Linked DNA regions of Homo sapiens: all the other regions are linked to region 3. A link is a loop called in an ENCODE intact Hi-C map of the cell type or tissue named here. Cell type or tissue: OCI-LY7. All regions are shown on one strand. Region 1 has its middle 26 kb from the start of UBAP2. Region 2 has its middle 54 kb from the start of PTENP1-AS. Region 3 overlaps UBAP2 (ubiquitin associated protein 2). Region 4 overlaps UBE2R2-AS1 (UBE2R2 antisense RNA 1).

What was found. A loop is a pair of places that touch in the nucleus more often than their neighbours do. Peaks named below come from ENCODE experiments on the same cell type or tissue, not always from the same donor. Only the 100,000 strongest peaks of a DNase experiment are listed, where the experiment ranks them.
Region 1: a loop joins it to region 3, with 2.2 times the contacts of the local background. A loop is called at or near these places in 48 of 110 quality-filtered maps.
Region 2: a loop joins it to region 3, with 3 times the contacts of the local background. A loop is called at or near these places in 2 of 110 quality-filtered maps.
Region 4: a loop joins it to region 3, with 5 times the contacts of the local background. A loop is called at or near these places in 4 of 110 quality-filtered maps.

What each region holds. Positions count from the first base shown.
Region 1 is chr9:34,072,525-34,076,524 of GRCh38, forward strand. No RefSeq gene overlaps it. Among named protein-coding and RNA genes, the nearest start is that of UBAP2, 26 kb to the left of the region's middle. In OCI-LY7, a CTCF peak has its summit at 1,845 (motif pointing left); a DNase peak (open chromatin) is centred at 1,887.
Region 2 is chr9:33,621,664-33,625,663 of GRCh38, forward strand. It overlaps the pseudogene ANXA2P2. Among named protein-coding and RNA genes, the nearest start is that of PTENP1-AS, 54 kb to the right of the region's middle. RefSeq lists an enhancer at 2,404-2,903. In OCI-LY7, CTCF peaks have their summits at 2,471 (motif pointing right) and 2,672; a DNase peak (open chromatin) is centred at 2,518.
Region 3 is chr9:33,923,148-33,927,147 of GRCh38, forward strand. UBAP2 (ubiquitin associated protein 2) reads right to left here. Exons shown (of 29, transcript NM_001370062.2): 21 at 3,842-3,933; 22 at 3,470-3,517; 23 at 1,059-1,137; 24 at 648-853; 25 at 232-331; 26 at 39-146. Among named protein-coding and RNA genes, the nearest start is that of SNORD121B, 9.2 kb to the right of the region's middle. RefSeq lists an enhancer at 1,969-2,208. In OCI-LY7, CTCF peaks have their summits at 2,203 (motif pointing right) and 2,407; a DNase peak (open chromatin) is centred at 2,204; H3K27ac peaks cover 636 bases.
Region 4 is chr9:33,736,478-33,740,477 of GRCh38, forward strand. It overlaps UBE2R2-AS1 (UBE2R2 antisense RNA 1), which reads right to left. Exons shown (of 5, transcript NR_170204.1): 4 at 1,811-1,939. Among named protein-coding and RNA genes, the nearest start is that of PRSS3, 57 kb to the right of the region's middle. In OCI-LY7, CTCF peaks have their summits at 1,822 (motif pointing right) and 2,021; a DNase peak (open chromatin) is centred at 1,814.

The sequences.
Region 1 (4,000 bases), 150 kb after region 3:
CCTACCCTAAAGCCAAAGGAGTCTGAGGCAGAGTCAAGACTCTCAGAAGCAAGTTAAACCAGTTCCTGCAGGCCCTGACATGCCCTGCTGAATAGCCCCTGCAGAAAATTCCTGTCCTCAGCTGTAGCCACAGCTGGCTACTGATGGTAAGAAAGAGACCTGAGGAGGGGAGAGATCTCAAGGAAAACACAAGTCGACACCTTCCTTCAAATACAGATAGAGCCAAACTGGACTTTTAGGAGCTGAGACCGTGCCTGTGGGGCAAAGCTAACACTCAAGTCACCTCTTTCTTGGTCAGCATAGTGGCTACTTCTGCCTGAAAGGACATCTCCAAAGAGCACCAATGCCTGTTTCTTGGGGCCTCCATCCAACTGTGTCAGCTCAGATCCTAGCAGAGCTCCCGGTGTTCTCTGAGAAGCTGCCTCCCAGCAATATCTGAGAGCCCAGGTTTCAGTTTCTTCCTCCAGGTTGCTCAGGTCCCCTGAGTCCCGGGGAAAGGCCACACATGGCTTATTCCTCATGCAGGCAATATGGCTGGGTGTCTTGCCTCACTGTGGTTATATAGGGTAGGCTACAACCAGGGGGAGTACAGAGGTTAATGGTTCAGGATTGGGTAAAGGCCTGGCTGGAGGCTTGAGGGCTTGGAGCTTGGTGTAAAAGTTACCTCCCCCTGTTTCTGGTGCTTCAGAGTCAAAATTATTTGGCCTGACTTTAAGTGAGGGAGTTCTGCCATCTCTCCTGGACTGTAAGAGCTCAGCCGATGACTCAGGGAGCCCTAAGAATGCTTTACAGCTGTGCTCTGTAAACACCGTCACGTTTTATGTTGCAGAAGTTCACAGTCAGCCAAGAGATTTAGTTACCTGCCTGCAGTCAAAAGCTGGTTAATGATTAGAAACAGGATTTAACTGGGAGCTTCAACCTCAGATCCAGTGCTCTTTCTCTAAGCTGCCTCCTACCTAACTCCTCCAATGCTCTATTTATTTATTTCAGATAGGATCTGGCTCTGTCATCCAGGCTGAAGTGCAGTGGTGCAATCATAGCTAACTACAGCCCCAAACTTCTTGTGCTCAAGCGATCCTCCCATCTCAGCCTCCTAAGTAGCTGGGACTACAGGTACGTGCCACTTGTAGTGATTTTTAAATTCTTTTTTTAATAGAGATGAGGTCTTGGTATGTTGACTAGGCTGGTCTTGAGCTCCTGGCCTCAAGCAATCCTCCTACCTCAATCTCCCAAAGCGCTGAGGTTAGGTATGAGCCACCGCACCCCACCTCAATTTATTGAATTTGGTGATCCAGTGATCCAGTGGCAACATTCCATTCCTTCCACAATAAGATCTATTTGGCTTTAAACAAAACACACACACTTCTGAGAAGCTGTATGCTCACATCTTTGTAAATCAAATCTGCAGATAAATGCAGAGGGAAGCTTGATTCAAGGATTGCTACTCTGAAAACCTCAATAAAGTGAAATAAAACCCCAAAAACTCCTTCGAGTTTGAGACCAGCCTGAGCAATAAAGAAAATCCTGTCTCTAAAAAAAAAAAAAAAAAAATTAGCCATGCAGGGTAGTGCATGCCTGTAGTCCCAGCTACTCAGGAGGCTGAGGTGGGAGGATTGCTTGAGTGACCAGGAGGTTGAGGCTGCAGTGAGCCAAGATGGGGCCACTCCACTCCAGCCTGGGCAACACAGCAAGACCCTGTCTCAAAACAAAAACAAAAAACTCTTTCACACTACAGCTACCTTCCTCTCTCCGCAGTCCCTTTAAAAGACATTTTTGTGCATATCTTTGTTTTCTCCACACTCCATGTGGAATTTATGCAGGAGAGGGATCTCCAGAAGCGAGGAGCTAAGCTCTGGCTCCCCCTACTGGGTATATGATGGATTCATTGGCCCCAAATCTCCCATAAGACTCTGGGGCTCTCCAATCTTGTACCTGCCTGTGCTTGGAAAGCCTTTAGAAGGCAGGGCTCCCTAAGGAGAGATGTGACCGTGGAAGGCTTTCTAGAAGAGTTGGAACCTGAACTACATCTTGAAAGATTTTGACATGGGAAGTTGGTAAGCTGGTTTGTAATTATTTCGTCATTTAACAATATATCTTAACAATCATTGTATGTCAGTACCTATAGCTTTACCTCTTTTTTTTTTTTTTTTTTTTTTTTTTTTTTTTTTTGAGACGGAGTCTCGCTCTGTCGCCCAGGCTGGAGTGCAGTGGCGTGATCTCGGCTCACTGCAAGCTCCGCCTCCCGGGTTCACGCCATTCTCCTGCCTCAGCCTCCCGAGTAGCTGGGACTACAGGCGCCCGCCACCACGCCCGGCTAAATTTTTGTATTTTTTAGTAGAGACGGGGTTACACTGTGTTAGCCAGGATGGTCTCGATCTCCTGACCTCGTGATCTGCCCGCCTCAGCCTCCCAAAGTGCTGGGATTACAGGCGTGAGCCACCGCGCCCAGCCTCATTCTTTTTTTTTTATTATTATTTTTATTTTTATTTTTTTGAGACGGAGTCTTGCTCTGTTACCCAGGCTGGAGTGCAGTGGCGCGATCTCGGCTCACTGCAAGCTCTGCCTCCCGGGTTCATGCCATTCTCCTGCCTCAGCCTCCCGAGCAGCTGGGACTACAGGCGCCCACCACCACGCCTGGCTAATTTTTTGTACTTTTAGTAGAGACAGGGTTTCACTGTGTTAGCCAGGATGGTCTCGATCTCCTGACCTCGTGATCGGCCCGCCTTGGCCTCCCAAAGTGCTGGGATTACAGGCGTGAGCCACCGTGCCCAGCCTCATTCTTTCTTTTTTTAATTATTTTTATTTTTATTTTTTTTGAGACGGAGTCTTGCTCTGTTACCCAGGCTGGAGTGCAGTGGCGCGATCTCGGCTCACTGCAAGCTCCGCCTCCCGGGTTCATGCCATTCTCCTGCCTCAGCCTCCCGAGTAGTTGGGACTACAGGCGCCCACCACCACGCCTGGCTAATTTTTTGTACTTTTAGTAGAGACAGGGTTTCACTGTGTTAGCTAGGATGGTCTCAATTTCCTGACCTCGTGATCCACCCGCCTCGGCCTCCCAAAGTGCTGGGATTACAGGCGTGAGCCACTGCGCCCAGCCCTTTTCTTTTTTTTAAATCATCCAGCCCAAAATGTCAAAAGGACAAGCTTATGCTTTTATTTATTTTTATTTTTTGAGACAGATTCTTGCTCTGTCACCCAGGCTGGAGTGCAATGGTGCAATCTTGGCTCACTTGCACCCTTGACCTCACAGGCTCAAGTGATCCTCCCATCTCAGCCTCCCAAATAGCTGGGCCCACAGGTGTGCACCACCATGCCTGGCTAATCTTTTTTTTATTGTTTTTTTATTTTTTTTTAGACAGTCTCACTCTGTCGCCCAGGCTGGAATGCAGTAGTGCGATCTCAGCTCACTGCAACCTCCGCCTCCTGGGTTCAAGCGATTCTCCTGCCTCAGCCTCCTAAGTAGCTGGGACTACAGGTGTACACCACCACACTCGGCTAATTTTTGTATTTTTAGTAGAAACGGGGTTTCGTTATGTTGGCCAGGTTGGTCTAGTACTCCTGACCTTAGGTGATCTGCCCACCTTGGCCTCCCAAAGTGCTGGGATTATAGGCGTGAGCCACTGCACCTGGCCATGCCTGGCTAATTTTTTAAATTTTAGAAATGGGATCTCCCTGTGTTGCCCAGGCTGGTCTTGAACTCCTGAGCTCAAGTGATCCTGGCACCTTGGCCTTCCAAAGTGTTGGGATTACAGGGATGAGCCACCATGCCCAGCTACTTCATTCTTTCAAAAGTGGGCTATATATGTACATTTAAAAAACTTTTTATGGCTAGGCTCAGTGCCTCACGCCTGTAATCCCAGCACTCTGGGAGGCCAAGGCAGGTGGATCACCTGAGGTCAGGAGTTCAAGACCAGCGTGACCAACATGGTTAAACCTGATCTCTAATAAAAATACAAAATTAGCCGGGCGTGGTGGCGGGTGCCTATAATCCCAGCTATTC
Region 2 (4,000 bases), 300 kb before region 3:
ACAGAGGCACTGTGTTTCCCAGTAACGGAGAAGCCATGGGGAGAATTTCAGAGGTTTTTTTTGAGATGGAGTCTCGCCGTGTCGCCCAGGCTGGAGTGCAGTGGCACGATCTCAGCTCACTGCAAGCTCTGCCTCCCAGGTTCACACCATTCTCCTGCCTCAGCATCCTGAGTAGCTGGGACTACAGGCGCCCGCAACCACGCCCGGCTAATTTTCTGTATTTTTAGTAGAGACGGGGTTTCACCGTGTTAGCCAGGATGGTCTCGATCTCCTGACCTTGTGATCTGCCCACCTCAGCCTCCCAAAGTGCTGGGATTACAGGCGTGAGCCACTGCACCTGGCCAATTTCAGAAGTTTTGAGGGAGCTAGGGTTTTCTAATTCTTCTATATCCTTGGATATCTCCATTCTTAATGTCAAAAATAATCTCTGGAGCTGGTTCCAGGAGTCTCAACCCATTTGCTACAGTACATGCACCATCTCAGGTGTCCAAAGGTGAATATTTGATTAACTACTTCACAGCTTCATACCCCTGCTGCTGTTTTTCCATTCTGGAATGTGGAAAGCAGTGTGACTCCTATTAACTGACCAGTAGTCAATTTCAACTACCCATAAATATGTGAGTGTCTTGTATCTGTAATCCCCTATCTGGTGCCATTTTTGGAAACCAGTTAAGACTCTTTTATCCTAAAAAAATGAACTATGTTGCATTTCTGGAAAGTAATTATTGATGAAATACTCCCTGGAGAGTCTGAAGCCCCTGATATTGTATATTTAATGGTTATCCTCCTTTTAATAAAAGGTATGGGAAGAAATTTTAAATATTATTCCTAAATACCTTACATCGAGATGAGCTAGAGTTAATTAAGTGGGACGAGGGATAATGAATTCGAGGGCATTTAAGAAAGATTAAAGAACCAATGCAAAATGTTTTAATCAGGAAAGAAATTGGTGTGTTTAATGACAGAAAAGAAGTCAGCAGCATGGCAGGAGCTGGGGGGAGGTCGGTGAGTACAGGGCAAACTTGAAGAAGGCAGGAAGGCATCAGACCACTCAGAACCTTACTGGTCAAGGTAAATTATACAGAATTCAACATAAAGCTTAACAGGAGACACTGAGGTTTTCAACATTTGACTTCTGTAGTAATCAGATTCGTGGCTGTGTATCTGTGTATTTAATCACCCTGGTCACAAAGTGAAGAAATAATGGACTGTGCAGGGAAGACAAAATGTTACCTCTTCCCTCTTAGGGTTTTTCGGCTGGGCCTGAGAATGGAACAGATTAACAGGAGGAAAGCATACACATGTATTTAATATAAGTTTTACATCACATGAAAGGCCCCATAATTAAAGGAAGACCTGAATATGCAGTTAGAATTCAATACTCATATACTCAGTTGGGCAAAGAGTCATACATTGTGGAAAGGTGAAAAAGGGGCTTGGGCTAGGGTTGCTGGTTGAATGGCAAAGTGACTAGGAAGGTGAGGGTTAGTTTAACAAGCTTTTTTGGTATAGATTCCTTGGCCTCAACATCATCCCCTCCTACCCTTCATGTTAAGAATGTTCTTTCTTTCTGGTATAGATAAGACATCTTTTATATGGGAGGCTTATTCCATTTTTCAAGAAGAAAAGGGGAAGGGTCAGAGTACTCTTATACCTGCTATTGTCTTTAATGACTCTAGCTCAAAATAATCCTTATGCCAAAGTGGCATATTTTGGGCGGAGGGTTGGGGGCTTATGCTGCCACCCTCCAGCAGTGTGGACAGAGTTGATGCGGAGAAAAAAGTTAGCTCAGGCAAGCAGTAGTTTAGCTGGGATAATGATGATGGTGTTAGAAATATGGGGAAAATGAGACATTTAAAAGGAAGAAAATCAAAGGACTTGGCAATTGATTAGACATGAGCAGCAATATGCAGGGGGTGGGGGGTGGTGATTAAGAGACTGCGACAGACAGACAAATAAGGAGGACCAAGTGGGAAGAAGATCAAGATTTACTTTGAGATTGGGAGTGCCTTTGGGACAGTAATCTAAACAAGAATATGCAGGGAGCAGTTGGATGTACAAGTCATGGACTCAGAAAATGGATCTGGATAAGAAGTACACCTTTGGGACATTTAGCATCACTGGAAGAATGAAAGTGCCTCCAATCCCTTGATATAGAGTTTACAATGAAAAAAGCAGAGAACATAGGATAGAGATTTAGGCAGCACACCTGCCTTGGGGGACTATAAAAGGTTGAGGGAGGCAAAATGCACTGATAAACCACCATCGGCATTAGACTAATGGCTGAGTAATTGTGTAAGTAATTGCTAGTAATAATGCTGTGGAGTACGTGCCTGGTACCACACCAAGTGCTGCTTTTTTCTTAATTCCGCTCTGATACTTGGGATGCCTCCCTGCTGCCTCGCTGCGGGGCGGGCCACTCCCCACCCAGGCAGGCCGAGGCAGAGCTCAGCGGGCATCGGATGAATTCGCCCCTTTGACCACTAGAGGGTGATGTGGATCTTTCTGTAAAATATCTGCTGCTCATCAAGTGCGGACTCAAGAGCTTCACCTGTGTTCAGCATTTGGGGACGCTCTCAGCTCTCGGCGCACGGCCCAGCTTCCTTCAAAATGTCTACTGTTCACGAAATCCTGTGCAAGCTCAGCTTGGAGGGTGATCACTCTACACCCCCAAGTGCATATGGGTCTGTCAAAGCCTACACTAACTTTGATGCTGAGCGGGATGCTTTGAACATTGAAACAGCCATCAAGACCAAAGGTGTGGATGAGGTCACCATTGTCAACATTGTGACCAACCGCGACAATGCACAGAGACAGGATATTGTCTTCTCCTACCAGAGAAGGACCAAAAAGGAACTTGCATCAGCACTGAAGTCAGCCTTATCTGGCCACCTGGAGACGGTGATTTTGGGCCTATTGAAGACACCTGCTCAGTATGACGCTTCTGAGCTAAAAGCTTCCATGAAGGGGCTAGGAACCGACGAGGACTCTCTCATTGAGATCATCTGCTCCAGAACCAACCAGGAGCTGCAGGAAATTAACAGAGTCTACAAGGAAATGTACAAGACTGATCTGGAGAAGGACATTATTTCGGACACATCTGGTGACTTCCGCAAGCTGATGGTTGCCCTGGCAAAGGGTAGAAGAGCAGAGGATGGCTCTGTCATTGATTATGAACTGATTGACCAAGATGCCCAGGATCTCTATGACGCTGGAGTGAAGAGGAAAGGAACTGATGTTCCCAAGTGGATCAGCATCATGACCGAGCGGAGCGTGCCCCACCTCCAGAAAGTATTTGATAGGTACAAGAGTTACAGCCCTTATGACATGTTGGAAAGCATCAGGAAAGAGGTTAAAGGAGACCTGGAAAATGCTTTCCTGAACCTGGTCCAGCGCATTCAGAACAAGCCCTTGTATTTTGCTGATCAGCTGTACGACTCCATGAAGGGCAAGGGGACGCGAGATAAGGTCCTGATCAGAATCATGGTCTCCCGCAGTGAAGTGGACATGTTGAAAATTAGGTCTGAATTCAAGAGAAAGTACGGCAAGTCCCTGTACTATTACATCCAGCAAGACACTAAGGGCGACTACCAGAAAGCGCTGCTGTACCTGTGTGGTGGAGACGACTGAAGCCCGACACAGCCTGAGCGTCCAGAAATGGTGCTCACCATGCTTCCAGCTAACAGGTCTACTAAACATACAAAAGTTTAGCCGGGCGTGGTGGCGCTCGCCTGTAGTCCCAGCTAGTCCGGAGGCTGAGGCAGGAGAATGGCTTGAACCCGGAAGGCAGAGGTTACAGTGAGCCGAGATCATGCCACTGCACTCCAGCCTGGGCAACAGAGCTAGACTCTGTCTCTAAATAAATAAATAAATGTAAGGGGCGCGGTGGCTCACGCCTGTAATCCCAGCACTTTGGGAGGCCGAGGTGGGCGGATCACCTGAGGTCAGGAGTTCAAGACCAGCCTGGCCAACATGGTGAAACCCCGTCTCTACCAAAAAC
Region 3 (4,000 bases):
CTCCAGGCCTTATCCTGGAAAGGAGAGGTAAACACTACCTTTGCCAGGCCCAGAACCTGCAGACTTGTTTGGTGCCTGCGATGATCCAGCATAGCCACCTTTGGAGTAGTCTCCTGCTGCTGTCCCCTGGGTCAGGTCGTCATAACCTAGCGTGGCAGGGTACAAGAGGCAAGTGTGAGCCAGGCAAGCCTGTCTAACCCCATGTGTCTCTGTCTGGGAAGTACCCCTCACCTGTACTGTAGCCGTGCTGGCCATAACCACTGGCCTGCTGGAAGGGAGGTGTGGGAGTGCTGAGGTTCACCCCATGTTGCTTGGCTGAGGCTGGAGGGACCTGGGGGGGCAAGCAGATGAGGTATTAGTGTAGGAAGAGGCAAGCTGAGGCTGGTCAGGTACCCCTGCCAGAGCCTAAGGCAGCAGGTGACATACCCACAACCACAGGGGACCTGTGTTTTCATTAGTGCAACACATGCTGGATCTAAACACAGCAGGGGAAAAGTGACCTTGTCCCCAGCCTGAACAGTTTCTGAAGACCAGGTAAGACGGAGTGGAATCACAACCCTCCCTCCCTGCTGGAAGATAGGTCCCAGGTTTCCACCTGCCAGCAACCCAAGGCCAGGAGACACAGTCACACCCTCTGAAATACTCACAAACATGGTGGGGCCATACTGGAAGGCACTGGGCATGCCTGTGTAGTAGGGAAGACCAGTGTAGCTATAGCCAGGTGGCAGTGCAGGATTCACGAAGGGCTGCTGGGCTGTGTGGTGGGTCTGTGATTGGCTCTGCTGTGGCTGAGCTGGTGTGGTAGCGGGTGCAGGGGATGCAGAGTCCCCACGGCCAAACTTTGTGACATCACCTAGGAAAGAGCACTGACTCCAGCCACTGCCCTTCCTCCAACCAGAGAAAGGCCACACTGGCTTCTGCAAACAGGAACAGGTCTGGCTGCCAGCTCAGCACAGGCTACTAAGAGGCCTCTCTCAGCTTGCTGTTGCTGCTTCCCAGCTCCTGGAGTTCGCGCTAGGCCGGCCCCGGGCTACTCCTCATCCATTGAGCAAACTCACCTGGATATGGATTATTAGCTAGGCTCCCATCTCGGCTGGCAAGCGCTGTGGGTGCAGCAAAGGGAATTCCATAGTAGTCCTAGGAGAGACCAGGGAGGCTTGATCAGCGACTGGCCCTGCTTGACTCCCAGGAGAGCAGAACCAGCACATGGAAGTGGTGACGCCACACTCCTGAAACAGACTCCATGCCTGAGAGCCAGCAGTCCCAGGGAACGCCAAGTAAATGGTGCCCCTCGGAAGAGTGTGCAACTAGGCGGCCTGCCTAACACATAAGCACACAGACCGGCCAACCCTGCAGCTTCACCAGGCAGAGCTGCTGGAGACCAAGCCTCACACATCCATTTGACACCACAGGCAGGTGCTTGTGTGAATGCCTCGGGCTGAACCAACTTCGCTGGCTTTTCTGTGTGAGAGACTAGAGCAGCTAGGAAAGCTGACTAAACAGAGCAGACCTGAAAAAGGAGGCAACAGAAGTGCAGGGGCCTGAAAGGTTTAAGGGGGGACAGGGGGCAGTGCCAGGTAGGCACGGGAATAAGCAGGACCCCAGGTGAAGCCCAGAACTGGCCTGTCACCACCTACACTGCTCTCAAAACACTGACATGGCCTAGGACAAGCTTGTCCAACCCACGGCCCATGACAGCTTTGAATGTGGCCCAACACAAATTCGTCTTTCTTAAAACATGAAATTTGTTTGCAATTTTTTTAAGCTCATCAGCTATCTTTAATGTTAGTGTATTTTATGTGTGGCCCAAGACAATTATTCTTTCAATGTGGCCCAAGGAAGCCAAAACATTGGACACCCCTGGCCCAGGACTTGGGGGAAGTATGGCAGATACAACAAAGTGTGGAGACAGAGACGGCAAAGCACAGTGGAGCTTCGTGGAGGAGGGGAGGTCTGACCTGACCCTCACTCACCATCCAGGGCCTCGCACTCCTGGACACACCTGGCCCCTGAGGAAAGGCAAAGCCCTTGGGCTGTGCCCGATCCCAGAAAGGAGCCATCCTGGCTGGGAATGGCACTCACACCCTCCAGGAAACCTCCCGGAAACCCATAGCAGCCTAGAACCCCCGGAAGAGGCAGAGCTGGGAACACACAGAGCTGCACAACTGAGGACGGGAGCAGAGAAAGCCCAGAAGGGGGAGCACTTTCACAGAACACGAGAATTCTCCAGGCAGGAACTAGGCTCACAAGCAGCAGAGGTGAACAAACAACCCGAGGGATAGAAAGAGCAACATATCTCAAAAGGTGGGCTCCAGAGGGTGTTTTCTCTAAGGCACAAAGTGATAAAAGCCAAAAGAGTGCTGTGAATAAGTGTGGAGACCACGGAGAGCCCCTGAAGCAGAATGAATCCCGGGGCTCAGCACCACCTCCTGCAGTTTGGGCCTTTGGCCGGCAGATTAAAGGGCTGCTGGTTTGCACAGTGGGGAGAAGCCGCTCCGCTCCCAGGCTAGGCCTCTGCTTCTGGAAATACGGCCAGCCAGTGGAAAGGGCTACTCTTCTGAAACAAGAGCAGCTCCGTCAGCTCTTTGTGGTGCAGCAGAGAAGGGAGCAACACCCACGGGGAAGAAGGCATCACTGCACAAGGGAGAAAGCCTCTTCCTCCAGCAACAGGAAAGACTGTATCCAGCAGAGGTGGTGTCCAAACTGCCTGCAACTCTCTGACAAGTGCCCTGGGAAATGGCAGAGCAAGAAGACAGTGGCTCCCAGGAGGAAGTCCTGCCCATGGGCAGGGCAAGGAGCGGGCCTATTCCCCTCTGTCCCCACAGTTCTGTTCATGTGGCTATCCCAGGAAAGGCCCACACTGCATTCTGGCACCAACGGTCAGAAGAAAGAGGCAACCCTGGTCTCAGAGTAAGGCTGCAACCACCAGGGACGTCCCAGGGCAGGCATTCTCACAAATCTAGATGGGAGGCCAGACCCAGAAGAGACCTTAAAGACCATCAGCTCAAGCCACTCACTCAGCTGATTGCAGAAGAGCAGTCACTGGCCATCTCAGACCAAAGACACTATATGGTACTCTGAGGAAGAGGAAGACAGTATAAAACTCCAGGGCCACGTAAGCAACCTCCATGTCTTGTGTCATATGGTTTTTCTTTTTAAAAAAGAGAGAGAAAACAAGATGGAGGAGGGAAGATAAGGACCAACATTTAACAGGGGACATGGCCTACCAGGGCCCCAGGTCCCAAAGGCCTTCATGTTTCCCAGGGATGAGCACTGGATACTCTGTGCTAAAGCTATGGTCACGCCTGGCACAACCGCCAGATGAAAACAGCTTTCTCAGTAGTGGTGCTGAGAGGTTCCTCAGGCAGAGGATCCTAAGGGCCAGAGAGTGTGGCAGCCAAGACCATAAGAGGGGGGACATGTAAAAGATTCTGAACCCTCTGCTCCGACCAGTCCATACCCCACTCACCACTGGCAGCCGTGACTGCAGCATCTGGAGCTCGTCATAGCCATAGATCTGTGTGAGAACCAGAAAGTGTATTTTAGGAACCACATACCACACCCTGGGAAGCCCAGGTCCATCTAGGAGTCAAAACAAGGTTGGGGGGCTCTAACACACCCGGGAATGGGATCTGGATTAGCTGTTACGGGAACAGATCCTGCCTTCACGGAGTCTAGATGGAAGAAGACCACCAGGGCTCAGTGGGGCAGAGACGGGGGTGCTCAGGGATGGAAGGGCAGCTCAAGGTGGGCAACCTGGGCCCAACGCCAGGTTCCTGCCAGGTGCCAGCCCCCGAGGCCAGGGGAGCTGGGCAGGCCAGGAGTTCCGCCATACACTCACCGGGTAGGCAGGAAGCAGTCCTCCGGGACCTACGAGGTACTGGTTGTGCAGCAGGGGAGGCACCCCCTGAGGTAAGTTTGGGGGTGCTTTGCCTGTATAGAGGGAAAAATCAAATGGAGTGAAATGGTCACCACAAAGAGTGAGAGTCCTCAGCTGCTT
Region 4 (4,000 bases), 190 kb before region 3:
TGCCCATCAATCAATGAGTGGATAAAGAAACTGCAGTATACATATACGATGGAATACTACTCAGCCATAAACAGGAATGAATTAATGGCATTCACAGCAACCTGGATGAGATCGGAGACCATTATTCTAAGTGAAATAACTCAGGAATGGAAAAGCAAACATTGTATGTTCTCAATCATATGTGGGAGCTAAGCTATGAGGATACAGAGACATAAGAATGACACAGTGGACTTTGGGGACTCAGGGAGAAAGGGTGGGAAGGGAGTGATGGATAAAAGACTACAATTTGGGTGCAGTGTATACTGCTCGGGTGATGTGTGCACCAAAATCTCACAAATCACCACTAAAGATCTTACTCATGTGGCTGGGCGCAGTGGCTCATGCCTGTAATCCCAACACTTTGGGAGACCGAGGCAGGTGGATCACGAGGTCAGGAGATCGAGACCATCCTGGCTAACATGATGAAACCCATCTCTACTAGAAATACAAAAAATTAGCTGGGTGTGGTGGTGGGCCCCTGTAGTCCCAGCTACTCAGGAGGCTGAGGCAGGAGAATGGCATGAACCCGGGACGCGGAGCTGGCAGTGAGCCGAGATCGCGCCACTGCACTCCAGCCTGGGCGACAGAGCAAGACTCCGTCTCAAAAAAGAAAAAAAGAAAGATCTTACTCATGTAACAAAACACCACCTGCTCCCCAATAACCTATGGAAATAAAATAATTTTTTTAAAAAAAAGAATCTAGGCTGGGCATGGTGGCTCACGTCTGTAATCCCAGCACTTTGGGAGGCCAAGGCGGGTGGATTACCTGAGGTCAGGAGTTTGAGACCAGCCTGGCCAACATGATGAAACCCTGTCTCTACTAAAAATACAAAAATTAGCCAGGCGTGGTGGCACACACCTGTAGTCCCAGCTACTCAGGAGGCTGAGGCAGGAGAATGGCATGAACCCGGGAGGCAGAAGTTGCAATGAGCCGAGATCGTGCCACTGCACTCCAGCCTGGCCGACAGAGTGAGACTGTGTCAAAAAAAAAAAAAAAAAAAGAAAGAAAGAAAAGAAAAAGAAACTAATAGGGAAAAACAGCTAGTATCACTCTTACATGAGATCTTTAGGCATTATACAGTAAGACTGTCTCAATCTCAGTAAGAACTAAGTAAATAAATAAAATAACAGACTTTTGTGCATCCAAAACTTTCAGGCAAAGATTGTAAGTTCTCTAGCATCATTATATGCCCAGGTTATATTTCTCAAGCCTTACTTGTTCCTTCCACACATTAACATTTCAGAATTATATTTCATTTATAACAGGTATTCTCTAGGCTCACTAACCTGACAGGGTTAATATCAAAAAATAAAAACAAAAATAATGGCATTTAAATAAAAATAGCCTCTGGCTTGAGCCCATCCTAGCAACCACAGTGAAATTCCAGCTTCCCCCAAATCTTCTCAGAGTTCTTGGATGGCCTGAGAATGATCCCCACAGCCTCTAGACGCTACCTGCAATGTTCTTTGCAAGGAGCTCCCCTCTTCCCTTCAATTGGTTCCACCTCTGTCTACAAAGCTGCTTTCCTTTCTCTCTTATGGCTCACTTTACTGATACTGAACTCCTTGCTTCCCAATATTGAGATCTGCTGTGTCCTGGGGCTGGGGCTGTACCTCTCCCGTATCACTCCCCTGCTCTTGTCACCATCAGCGCTTCTGTCCTGAGCTACAAGCCCTCAGCTAAGCCACAGCATGCAAGTGCATGTTTCAGTCTACAGGCAGAGCTGGAGGCCGCTTGCTCCAAAAGAGAACATCCACTTTACTTTCTTACCTTGCTGCATCCACAAGAGGGAGCCTCGTGCCAGCTTCTCCAGCCAGGATGGTAGCCCCCAAGACTCTTCCTCTTCCATCCACCTTTAGGTGCAGCATCCAACAAGGTCAAAATCACAATGTCTTGCATCTAACAAAAAATTACCAGGCATAAAAAAAAAAAAAAAAAAAAAACAGGAAAATATGACCCTTAATATAAAGGAAAAAAACATGAAAAACAACCCAGAAATGACACAGACTATAGAATTAGTGGAAATAGTTATTATAATTGTATCCTATATGATATATAGTGTATATATATATGTAATTGATATATAATTGTATCAAAAATTTAGAAGACTGAACGTGTTGGTAGATCTATAGAAGATGTTTTTTAAATACCCAAATTGAACTTCTGAAATTAAAACTATAATGTCTAACATGAAAACACATTGGATGAGATTAACAGCAGATTAGACACTAAGAAGAAAAGATTTGTGAACTTAAAGACAGCAATAAAAGCCATCCAAATTGAAATACAAAGAGAAAAAAAAAAATGAAAAGAAACGAGAAGAGCATCAGGGCATTGTGGGACAACTTCAATCAGTCTAAAAAATGAAAAGATGCTTCCAAATGTAAAAAAGAATCCTTTAAATTGTCAAAGAGCCCATCAGAATTTTTAACAGCTCTATTAGAAAAAAAATTCATTTTGCTGCTTAAGTTCCAGCAGGCCAATCTTTGTGATGAATCCCTTGGGATGTTGCCAATCCAGACAGGCAGCTCTTAAGGTGACATACCAGTCATCCAGGGACTTACCATCATGTCAGTCATTTTGTTACTGTTTTTAATAATGTAAAATACTTGACCAATGAGGATTCCTTCCAGAAATGCAAAAGTTATCCAACAATAGGAATCCTATCTACACAAATCATTACATTTATAAAGAAGAAAGCCCACATGATTTTATGAATTAATGTATAAAGGTGTTTCTCTAATATTTAACAGCATTCTAATAAAAAGTTTAACTAACATAGGAATAGACAGAAGCTACCTAAACAAGACGAAAACTGTTTACCAAAACAGAATTCTATTTTTAATCATGATGGAATAATAGAGACTAGAAGTACCTTCCCTCCTTGCACAACTAAAAGCTGGACAAAATATATCAAGTGAAAGTTTTCAGACATTGGACAACAGGCAGTGCAAGACTGTGATCCCTGAGAGAAAGACAAGTGAGATGAGCCTGCAAGTACCCCCAGCTCACTGCCTGGAGAATTTCCAGGCTGATCACAGAAAAAAGAAACCAAAACAGGAGTCCAACAGTCTCACTGATTAAGGAGACAAAGTTCAGAGTTCCAGCAGGGCAAAATGAGAAAAATCTGTGAGGCAAAGTATCAGAGAAAAAGTACTGCAGAGAGTGAGGGTTCCAGAGATCTTCAGAGCAGTCCCTCAAGACTTGGGCTGAGTACTGCTATGTGCTTGTGTAAGGAGACTACTGAGGCTGGGGAAAGAACAGCAGAGAAGAGTAGGCAGAACAATTTCAGGAGTTCACACAGGACCAGAAATAGTGTTTTCCCTAGCCGGTTTGGGAAGATCTCCTAATACGGTGGGGCATTGGGTACAGTTCTCAAAAGCAAATTGCCTCAGTGGGGCCAAATTAGCCCTCAGTGTAAAAGTAAAGTACCTAAAGGGATGTTTAGAAATCCAGCACCCAATAACATAATGTGTACAATGTCTGGCATTCAATAAAATATTACCTAGTATGCAAATAAGCAGGAACATAAGACCCAGTACCAGAAAAAAAAAAATCATTCTATAAACATAGACCTATATATGACTCAGATGTTAGAATTTGTAGGCAAGGACATCAAAACAAGAATTATAAATTCACTCCATATGTTCAAGAAGTACAAGAAAGCATGAGTATAGTCGGGAGAAAAATGAAATGCCTAACTAAACTTCTAGAAATGAAAAATACAATAACTAAGCTGAAAAATACATTGGCAGGATTAACAGCAGATTAAATGCTACAGGAGAAAAGATTTGTGAATTTGAAGATATAGCAATAGGAACTATGCAAATTAAACATTGAGAGAAAATATAAGCCAGAAGAAAACTAAACAAAGCATCAATAAGTTGTGGGACAATATCAAGTAGCCTAACATATACATAACTGGAGTATCCAGAAGAGGGGAGGAAAATAATACTTGAA